2 separate regions of the Homo sapiens genome follow, and region 1 is linked to region 2. The links are chromatin loops, found by intact Hi-C in ENCODE. Cell type or tissue: GM12878. All regions are shown on one strand. Each heading gives the region's core, and the rest is flanking DNA. Links, peaks and the distances in the headings are about the cores only.

Region 1 (5,375 bases), core at 77-5,076, 140 kb after region 2:
CCACAGAGCACCCAGAGTCCAGTGCTGCAGAGGCAGGATGGGCCCAGGCCCCTCAAGCCCATTCTTCTCTTGGCTCCTGTTCCATCTCGGCAGTGCTTCCTCCAGGGAGGATGTGGGATTTGATACGTGGGAATGACAGGGTTTGGCAATCCCATAGCTTCTGAATTCCAGGGAGGGGAGGAGAAAGATGCGGGTGAAAACCTGCTTTCAGAGGGTTTTCCCTTGGCTGCCTCCTCAACCAAACTCACCCACAAATTGCATGTCAAGTTTCCCAACCTCCACCTAGGGGAGCAGGCTCTTTCACTTCAGAGAATTCAGAGGCATCTCGAGGGCATATGCCAGGGCAGGCACAGAGTGAGGAGGTGGGGTTGGGGGTTTTTGGACAGCTCTGGTCCCCTCCAGCCCCACAGAGCATGCAATGTGGCTGATGCTGCTGGAGAGCTGGTCTCTGAAAGGAGAATGCATGAATCTGAACTAGAAACAGAAGGGCAGAAGGACCAGGAAAAGAAATGAGAGCCAAACAGAGTCTGAGCAATGAAAGGATGTTTCAGAGAGCTGAAAACACAAGCTAAGCTAAGCATCAGTGGACTGGGAGAGCTCTGAAAAATATCAGGGAGCCTAGAGGTATCTAGTCAAAGATGAGTACAATTACAACCAATAAACTCAAGACCAAGGACAAGAGCAGGGACATTTCCCCCAATTAGACAGTGCCCCCTCTGTGTCCCTGCCCCCAACACACATTGACACATTTGACTTTTGACTCCATTCTGTTCTCTCTGCACTGCATCTTGTCTCTGGCTCTTCTTAATCTTAAGATCCTTCATTGGTTTGTTGAATAACTTGAGCTGCAAAGCAGAGACTGGGAAGTTGGAAATAAAGTAAATCAATATCTTCTTGATAAAAGAGACACTCCTGACATCACATAATGACTTGACCCACTCACATCACATCGCTCCTCAGCCTTCAGTGCCTGGCTATGTGCTGGGATCAAGGCTCACAGCATCACAGGGGTTGGGCGCTGTAACCACCTGCTTGTGCCATGTGTACTCCCTGTCTGTCTCTACAAGTACCATTGTCACCTCCAGTTCTGCAGATGAGGACTTCGAAGCTTGGAAAAGCTGAGTAACCTGCCTGGGGTCACACAGCTGGAAATACTAGGACCAGCACTTGTCCCTGAGCACCTGACTCCTGTGCCTGCACTCTAGAAAGCACAGGGAGAAATGACCCAGCACAAAGGTGATTACAAAACAAGGTGCAATGAAAAGCGCTCTAAAGTGCTGTAAAAGCCCAGTGGAAGGAAACATCACTTCTCACTTGAGGATTACAGAAGGCTTCCTGGAAGAGATCTTGTCTGATCCCAGCTTTTCGGAATGATTGGGATTTTGATGTTGGAAGCAGAGGATTGGGGGTGTAAGAAGGGCATTCAAGACAGAACAAATGTGAATGAAATCTGTTGTATGTCAGAACCAGAAGTCCAACAGCAATAGCCCTGTTTGTCTGGGAAAGAGTACTCAAGGGGAAAAAAATAGGAGATAAATTCAGAAATGTAGACTGAGGATAGGAGGAGTTTGAACAGGTGGATAGGGAGGCATCCAGGAGTCTTAGGAGGTGAGGGGGAGGGGGTGATGCAATGAGAACTCTGGAGACAGTGAAGGGGGCCATGCCATCCAGGCAGAAGAGAGGCTTTACCCACAGCAAGGATGCTGACACTAACCAGCAGAAGTCAGGAGAGGAGAGAAGCAGAGAAGAGAGGACTGGACTCTGCCACTAGAACGCAGGCTCCAAGAGCAGGGATTTTTTGTATTTATTTAATGCCATATCCTCAGTGTCAAAAAGAGTACCTGGAACATATTAGATGCTCAATAAATATTTGTTGCATAACATCTTTTTAAGATAATTAAATCTATTGTGCTTTGACGAGAGGTAAGGAGGTGAAACCCAGTCTCAGAGCCTATATGAGCCATTACTGAGAAAAGGGAAAATGGGCAGAGGATTGGAGGAGGGGAACTTGGCTTTGTGTAAGCATGGGTGGGACAGCCGGGTCCCCATGGATGGCCAATGCATTTGGGAGTCATGAGGCATAGGCTACTATAATGGGAGCTGTGACAGGTACATGTCGCCTCAGGAAAGAGGTGGAGGGTAGGGGATGGTTCTGGGGAGCGTGGGGAGAGGAGAAGCAGGAGGAATTAGGCAAAGGAAATAAGAGGGGCTTTTCCAGATAGGAAAACTCATTGGGGACAGCATCTCAGAATTGTTTTTTTAATTCAAAAGAAGAGGCCCACAAATAGGTTCAACAAAGCCAATGCAATAAGGAAGGGGGCAGAGATGAGACCACTGAGTCAAGTGTTTAGGATGCTGGCAATGACCTTCAAGTGGTGGGTGACAGTGGACTGCAAGGGTGGGCAGAGATGGGCTCTGGAGAGCAGCCGGCAAAGAAGACAGGACCCTGCAATGCAGCCCAGGCCTCATGGAGGCCGATGCTTTGGAAAGGCCAAGTTCTTGGCTGCACTTTTCTAAGGAGAAAGGTAAGAGCCTCATGGGGATACTCCCTTGCTTTTTCTGCTTTTTGACATGGCCAAGACAGGAACAAGGCAGACATCCCTAGAACTCTGTCTCCTGTCCACGTCTGGGATCTGGGCTTCTCAAGGCAGGCTGCATCACCTTCCAGCTCCAGGAGTGGCCCTGCAGGTCCTGGAGCAACAGCCTGGCCCCTGCCCACGCCCCCTCCTCCCTGGCCGCAGGCCCTGGGCCTGGGCTGAGCAGATGGGCCCTGGCAACTCGGTGAATCGGAACTATGGGAAGCAGATGCACCCGCCATGGGTCCCCGGGCACAACTGGAACCTGCTGGGGGAGGGAATTTGCATAATAAGGATAATTTGGTACCAAAACTGTCCCCTGAAGTGAACTGCATGGATCTCGATACAGTTAACAAATTTCACTTCTTCTTTCCCATGTTTTGTCAAACCAACTAGTTGTGACGTTGAGTGTGTGAATTGTCCCAATGTTTCTGTTTCTCTGCCCATGAGTCAGCCCTGGCTTCTCTCTCTGCTTTGCTACCCCCCTGGGCCTGAGGAGGTACCATGCACATGCATATGGGCCTCTCCTGAACAAGGCCACCCTAAGACCTCTCTCTGTGGTTGCGACCACATGTGATCCCAGGTTCCCAGAAGGCCTCAGTGGCTGCGGCCTCCTCTCCGCCACCGTCTCACGGTGCTGTTCCTCCCCAGGCACCTGCGCGAGCTTCCTCATTGTCATTCTCCCTCCAGCTTCCTGTGGGTAGAGGGTGGGCTGGGCCCCACAGTAAGGAGGGTGTGCAGTTTCAGGGTCCCTCAATTTGATTCCCCTTTCAGGGACCTCCTCCCTCTGGGCACTGCCCTGATCCCCACCCTCAGTGGGCACTGCCCCTTGCAAAATCCTCTGTAAATCCCCTCTGCCCACACCCACTTCCCACCTCTGTGAGCACCACGATTCCTTTTTTAAGTTGGTCTCTCATACCACCCCATGGGAGAATGGTTGTGTGTTTTCGTGCACTGATGGGAAATTAAAGCTGACAAGCATGGAGGCAGGGACCCCAAGAGCTGAGGGAAGCTGGTCAGCTGGTCTCCCAGGTCAGATCTCATCTTCAGGAAGGCATCCATCCTCAGTGAGATGTGACCCCAGATGATCCCCCAGCCTCCTCCCAACCTCCAAATCACACCCGATTCCCAGGTTTCCTCGCATCACAGGGCCCTGCTGGTCCTGGGAAGTCTTCCCATGCTTGGCTGCCTGCTGAGTTCTTCTGGGACAAGGCAGAACTTATTGCACCTAATTTTTGGAGCTTTCTCAAGATCTGGTCTCTGAATTCCTCAAGCCCTCATGTCAGCCGTCTTAGGGCTCTCACCCCGCAGTGTATGGGATGTCCACCTCCTCCATTGGACTGTGAGCCTGTGGAGGGCAGAGGCTGGTCTCACACATCCTGAGCCTCCAATAACAACAGAAAGAAGCTTCTGCTGGAGATTCCTTCCCAGAGCCCTGGACTCCCTGAGGTCTTATCTTGCCCCAGTCAATGACGTGGGCCTGAGGCCCATGGCTTTCCCTTTGAAGCTCTGGCCATCTTTCTACTTGCTCCACAGCCAACATCAACTGCCCTCCTCCCCTACTCCCAGAGAAAGGGCCAGACGCAATAGCGTGCTGACCCCTGGGCTTCCTGGGTGCTCCAGGAGGGTACTCTCCTCATCTTAGCATTCAGGCCCTTCTTTTGGACAAAGAACTCCTCCAGGGGACAGGCAGAGCCTCTGGCCCTGAGGTGAATTGGCTGAATCTAGAGAAGGGCTGTGGGGCAGGGAAGGCCGGAAGAGCCCCCTTTGGTCATGGAGGAGTTCAGCTGTGCAGCAGTCGGCGTGGGGGAGAGGGGATTTCCCTCAAGAAAGCTTCTGGGGCTTTTTATTTTCCAATGTAAACATGCTTTTAGTACTATGAATGTGTGTTTGTGTTAATGCTCATTCAAGTGCCGCCCTATATACATAGTTCTGTCCTGTCCCACCAGCATTGACTAGGCCTGACCTTGTCATCCCAGGACCAGGAGCCAGGGTCAGAGACTTGAGAATGTAAGGCCACCACCCTGGAGGAGCTGCGGGTGAAATGGGCAACCGTCAGGCAAGACTGTCCACAGACAAGCTCTGTGCTGCCGACACAGACACCCAGGACCCAAAGGTACACAGGACCCATGGGACCAAGTGCACCTCAGCTGAATCTTGAAAAAGAGAAGGCAGAGAGGGGACAAATTGAATTATACAAAATACTCAAAGCAAAGAAGGCAAGAAGAGTGGAAGACAAACACAAAACAAAACAAAAAGGCCCACACATAGAATAGAGAACAGTTACAAATGTAATCAACATGAATCCAAATGTACCCATAATCTCTTTAAACATCAATAGTCTAAGGACAGCAGTTGAAAGATAGAGTTTCAGTGGATCCAAAGATGTGACCCAACTAGATGTTGTCTATAAGAAATCCATTTTTCATGCCTGTAATCCCAGCACTTTGGGAGGCTGAGGCGGGTGGATCACGAGGTCAGGAGTTCAAGACCAGCCTGACCAACATGGTGAAACCCCGTCTCTACTAAAAATACAAAACTTAGCCAGACATGGTGGCACACGCCTGTAATCCCAGCTACTCAGGAGGCTGAGGCAGGAGAATCGCTTGAACCCGGGAGGTGGAGGTTGCAGTGAGCTGAGATCGCGCCACTGCACTCCAGCCTAGACGACAGAGTGAGACTCCGTCTCAAAAAAATAAAAAAAGGAAAAAATAAATCCATTTTAAGTATAAAGACACATAAGGATTAAAAGTAAAGAAATTAAGGAAAAAATACCATAGTTACACTATCAAAAGAAAC
Region 2 (5,375 bases), core at 214-5,213:
TTTCAAGATCACATAACTCATAAAGACCAAACATATGAACCTACAAATGTTGATAAATCCAAGTCACTGTGTTTTTGGTTGTTTTCTTTTCCCTAGCCACCCACTAAGCCTGGTGACAGGAGCAGCTTCATGGGCCTGCGAGCAGTGCAGTCTCTCAGGGTTTTACAGTTAATGCTCTGTGGTTGCAGTCTTGAAACTGTGAATAAATTTACCTTGAATTTGTGTTTTGTCCGTAAAGTCTGACGAAGCAATGGAGCATGCATTGGGGACTCGGAGACTCTGCTCATGTGGGGCTCCCTTCCAGGTGCCTCCCCCTCCCAGGGATGGGTTCTCAGCTACCTGCCCAAGCAACCCCCAGCAACCACTGCCATCTGCTGGGAGGGGACCTGAGCCTGTGCATGGGAATGGTTGGGCCTACACAGTTGTGAACAGGGCCCTGGGTACCTGTGAGTGTCTGCAATCTCCCCATGAGTATTCCTGTGTCCAAGGGATGTGACATTAAATAGCAAGTAAAAAACACCATGACAAGAGAGAGACCCAGAAAGAAGGAAGAAATGTTTTTCCTGCCATTTGAGCAAGGGACCCCCTAATTTCAGTTTGCACTGGGCCCTACAAATTATGTAGCAGCCCTGTCTGGCAGAGGTGTGCCAGGTAACCCTATGTGTCCACTACCTTGCAAGATGGATGGTGGGCAATTGGCCCTTCCAGTGCCCCATAGGGCCTAGTATCTTAGATTGTAGTTATTCTTAAGGAATAGGATGAAAGGAGGAACAGCAGCAAAATGCCACCTTCATGACGTGCTCCAGAGACTGACCTCCTTCCACCTCTCTCTCAAAATTCATGCTCTGCTAAGCCAAGGGCCTCATTGGCCAACAAGTTGAGTTCAGGCCACCTCCTGCTCAAAGGAGAGGATAAAAAGTATTGTTGAATATCTAAGAGCTATATTTTTAACACTTGTGTCTAAAACAAGGTCGCAATTTTGCATCTGCAATAATTTATGCCTGGAAATAAGGAAGTGAAATTCCCACCTACTGGAAAGACAGTTAGGAGGGCTGTTCCATGGGGCAAGTGTGGTTTAGAGCTGTGCAAACACACATAGCAGGTGCAGGGAGACTCAGGAGCCATGAACAAGCAGCTGCCATGAGCACTACTGCTGGGTACCAGAGAGGGACCAGCCTTCTTTCCTCATTTGAAATGCGGGAAAGGGCAAGAGCGCATACTTTACAGGGGACAGGCAAGGTTTGAAGGAGACCAGACCAGAGCAGGATTTGTCTGTGTGAGATGTGTGTCCCCAGAAGGGCAGTCTGCACTGCCTGGCATTCCATCCCAGGAGTCTCACTGCCTTAAGATGCTTGCAATCCTCCCCTGTTAGGCTCTACATAAAACTGTGTAACTTTTTTCTGTCCTGCACATGCTGGTTTCCTCTACTGGGCATCCCTCATGTACTCTTCAGCCTTCACCTCTGCTGGAATTTCTTTCAGAAATCTCTGAGCTGAGATATGATTGGTACTGACTCCTCCACCAGCTTAGGAGTGGCCATGAGGGCTGACACCCATCCTGGTATCACACTACCTTGGCCTGTACAGGGTTAGGATCCAATCAGAGGCAAGGATATTTGCTAGGGCCTTGGAGAAAAAGAAGTTTGTCTTGTGGGAGACCTTCAAGGGCAAACATCATCCTTTTCTCTGAATGGTAGGGCATGAGAATACAAGGTCTGGATGTGAGGGCTGAGATGATCCAAGGTCCACCAAGTGCAGTCCACCAGGCCGGCACTGCAGAAGGCAGACCACAAAAGTAGAGAGAAACTGAGCCATTCATTTCACTGCCGATCCATTCACTGGATCCTGCCCCTGGCATCTGCTCTCAGCTTTTAAAATTGGAGCTGATACATTTCCCATATCATTTAGACAAGTTTCAGGTTTTTTAATTAAAAAATTTTTACTCATGTCATAGACATTAAATTATATATCGATGTTCAATTTGCATTTTCATAAAGTAGTGAGGTTAACTCTTAATTTTACCTCTTCTTGACCACATGGCACAGGAAAGCATCTCAAAGTCCTTACCAGGATAACTCTGTGGACTGGGTGATTGATGCACCCCAATGCGAGCCTAGAGCTTGCATTGTGCTCATTCTATGGAAAAACAGTCAATCTAAAGAGCATGGCAGAGTGGGCTATGGAGACTGTGGTGGGCAGAATTCTCAGACAGCCCCAGTGACCCTCACCCTTGTATAGTCTCCTCCCCTTGGGTGTGAGCAGAACCTGTTGAATGTGTTGAGATAACCACTCCTGTGCTTATATTACAGTTCATGGCAAATGGGGTTTTGCAGATGGAATTAAGGTCAGTAATCAGTTGACTTTGAGTTAATCAAGAGAGATATCATCTTGTTGAACAAGAGCCCTTTTCATCCGTCTCTAGTGGTCAGAGATGGGAAGTGAGATGCTCAAAGCATGAGAGAGATAAGACGTGAGGGAGATTCTCTGTGGCTGGCTTTGAACATGGAGGGGACCACCTGGCAAGGAACATGGGCAGCAGTGTGAGCTGACAGCAGTCCCTGCTGAGAGCCAATGAGGAAACAGGGCCCAGCCTTACAACTCAGAGGAACTGAATCTTCCAATAACCTGAATGATCTGAGAAGGCGGTTCTTTCCCAGAGCTTCCGGATTGAGGACTCAGCCCAGTGAGCATCTCAATTTCAGCCTCAGGAGACCCTAAGCAGAAAGCCCAGTCACGTTGTAACCAGCCTTCTACCCACAGAATTGTGAGGTGATAACTGGGAATTGTTTGAAGCCACTAATTTCATGATAATTTGTTATGCATCAATAGGAAAGTAACACAGAGGGACAGACCACAGCAGCTGTCTGAAGTCTCACCCAAAGCTACAAGGCTATTTGTACCCTGGCCTTCACAGTTATTTGGAAAATTAGAGTCCTTTTTCGCCTAAGTTTATTTAAATTCAATTTCCATTCTTGGTGACCAAAAGCCTCCCAACATATTTCTTAAGTTCTTATAATATCTTTTAATTTATATTTTATGATATGCTGCAAAGAATAGGACTAACTGGACCAGGGATATTCAGATTTTTAGCAACCTTGCTGAGAATTTTTAATTGTTTTCCAAAAGAGTAATGTCAATATATCCTGCCACCAAAAAAACAAACAAAAAAAAAACTATGAATTTACCAACAGCAGCATAAATCTACCATTATCACTCCTCTTGTATTATTTGGTTAAAAGGTGGTATTAATTTGTACCTGCATTTTGTTTTGTTTTTTAGCTTTCAAACTTAATATGTTTAATCAATTTGTGTGAACTCTCTGTTCATTAATTATGATCAACTTTCTATTGGAGTGCTGGTTTTTTTCTTGCCATTTTTCAGTGAGAATACCTATTAATTTTCTGTCATACTTAAACCATTTCTGTTTGGTTTTTTTTGAATTTTATTTCTATTAGGTATATTATACTTGTTTGGTAGAAGTCTCTTATTTTTATGTTTCATATCTGTTGTTTCCTTTAAGATTTCGTATATTGGCCCAAAATTTTGGAATCATAAAAACCTTCTGATATACACTTTACTTCTCTTTACTTCTATATTCATTTCCAGGATTTGTCCATGTCATTTATTTCTTCAAATACTCACGTCTTAGATTTATTTATCTATTTTGTTTTTGTGTGTTTTCTATTTTTTTCTTTTATCACATTTTTAAGGTGGCCTCAGTTGCCAGATACAGAATCTCAATTCAAATCAGCATGAACAACACTTGATGATTTATTTAAAAGACATTTGGGTAGTTCACAGATTCGAAGGCCAAGATGAAGAGTGACGAGGGTGGAGGAGGCCTAAGAGGGGAAAACTGCCTTCCTCTCTTTTTCTCTCCTAACTCCAGGAGCTCAGACTATTATTTTTTCCATTGGCCTAAATTTTGCCCTGCTGAAGAGAACAGGACAGCTCAGGCCTGAAGTTCTGCAGCTCCATCACTCAAGGCAATGATGAGCCCTCTTCCAGAAGCACCCAGTAAAGTCCAGGGAAGGGCCCAACTGGCCCAGCTTGGGACCCCTGCTGGCCCAGCAGATGGAATCCTATAACAACTGGTGAGTGTTGCCTCTAGAAGACACTTCTTCATTCTCACCTAGTGAGAAGGCACTAAAACTCAACATTGGTTTTGAGCTCTTCATGGTACAAAGCCTCCTAGAAGTCTGAACCAGGCAAAAGGCTGACCTCCAAAGTCAGGCAGTGGTCTCATCATTAAGAGGTGCTGGGAAGCTTCCTGATGACCCCCCTTCCTGCCATGCCCTGTGTTCTCCCGGAAATGACCGTGAGCACCTGCTACTGCTGGAGAGCAGGGATTTCCCAGGCTGCTGTAGGACGCAGGCTCCCAAGGAATCTCACATCTACCATTCATCTTTGGAAAGAGATTCTCTAAGTCAGGACTCCTTGGTTTTATTTGACCAAATTGAAAAGCTTTTGGATCGAGCTTTCCTTTGTTATTATAACAGCAGTAGGAAGACCAAGAAAGCAGTATTCTTTACAGAATACTCTACTTTGCCTGAATATCATGGTCTGCTCATGCTATTTACTACATAGTAATTTAACAAATTTCCTGGGCTCCCTTCTTAAATAAGTACGCTTTTTTAGTAATTCACTCCTCATTGGATACCACATTGCAATACCTAATGATAACTTTTAAGACACATTCTGGGAGGGGAGGGTAACAGGCTTCTCTCTGCTCTCTTATATACTTCTGTTTCTCCAGTTCATGTTGGTTAATTTTATTTGCATCATTTGGAGCTTTGATTTTAGTCAGCATTATTAATAATTTACTCTTTGACTTAATGGGGCTGCTGAGGGGATGAGACAGGTCTGATTGAAGCAGTGTGAGCTCCCTGGTATGGACAGCTATGGGCATCGTGTGTGTTGCCAAGTGCATTACAGAGTAATAAATGTATAACGAGTTGGGCCGTCTGGGTGTGCTAAAAATGAACTCTGAGTTAAGTAAGAGAAGCATTTCCATTGTGCTGCCTGTGCTACTAAGGAGCCCTTTCTGTGAACTGTCCTGAGCTACAGACTTGTTCAGAATCCACTTCTGAGAATGGGTGCAGTGTGTTTAAATGACTAGCCTTTGTGCCTGTAAACCCTGAATTATTTTAGAAGTTGGTTCTAATTATTTAGAACTGTGTCTAAATAAGTTACTTTACTCAGGAGAGATCTGTATCCCTGTTCCTAACCATGCACCATGGAACAGGTCTTTGGGTGCTACTCAAAATCTCTCCTTTCATTTATTTAGTTAGGCGTGGTCTAAACTGCACCAGTATAGCTTGTGGATGTGAAATGGTTAAACAGTAAAACCTCAAATGTGTGCAGCTGTGGGTTGGG

The links. A loop is a pair of places that touch in the nucleus more often than their neighbours do. Peaks named below come from ENCODE experiments on the same cell type or tissue, not always from the same donor. Only the 100,000 strongest peaks of a DNase experiment are listed, where the experiment ranks them.
Region 1: it touches region 2 in a loop (5-fold over the local background); 2 of 110 quality-filtered maps call a loop at or near these places.

The regions. Positions count from the first base shown.
Region 1 is chr7:50,407,176-50,412,550 of GRCh38, forward strand. No RefSeq gene overlaps it. Among named protein-coding and RNA genes, the nearest start is that of FIGNL1, 40 kb to the right of the region's middle. RefSeq lists enhancers at 2,661-3,161, 3,837-3,896, 4,397-4,476. In GM12878, for the core only: no CTCF peak of the experiment used is centred there; a DNase peak (open chromatin) is centred at 3,016; H3K27ac peaks cover 2,345 bases.
Region 2 is chr7:50,268,135-50,273,509 of GRCh38, forward strand. No RefSeq gene overlaps it. Among named protein-coding and RNA genes, the nearest start is that of IKZF1, 34 kb to the right of the region's middle. RefSeq lists an enhancer at 2,339-2,398. In GM12878, for the core only: a CTCF peak has its summit at 380 (motif pointing left); DNase peaks (open chromatin) are centred at 229, 2,697 and 4,847; H3K4me3 peaks cover 137 bases; H3K27ac peaks cover 1,983 bases.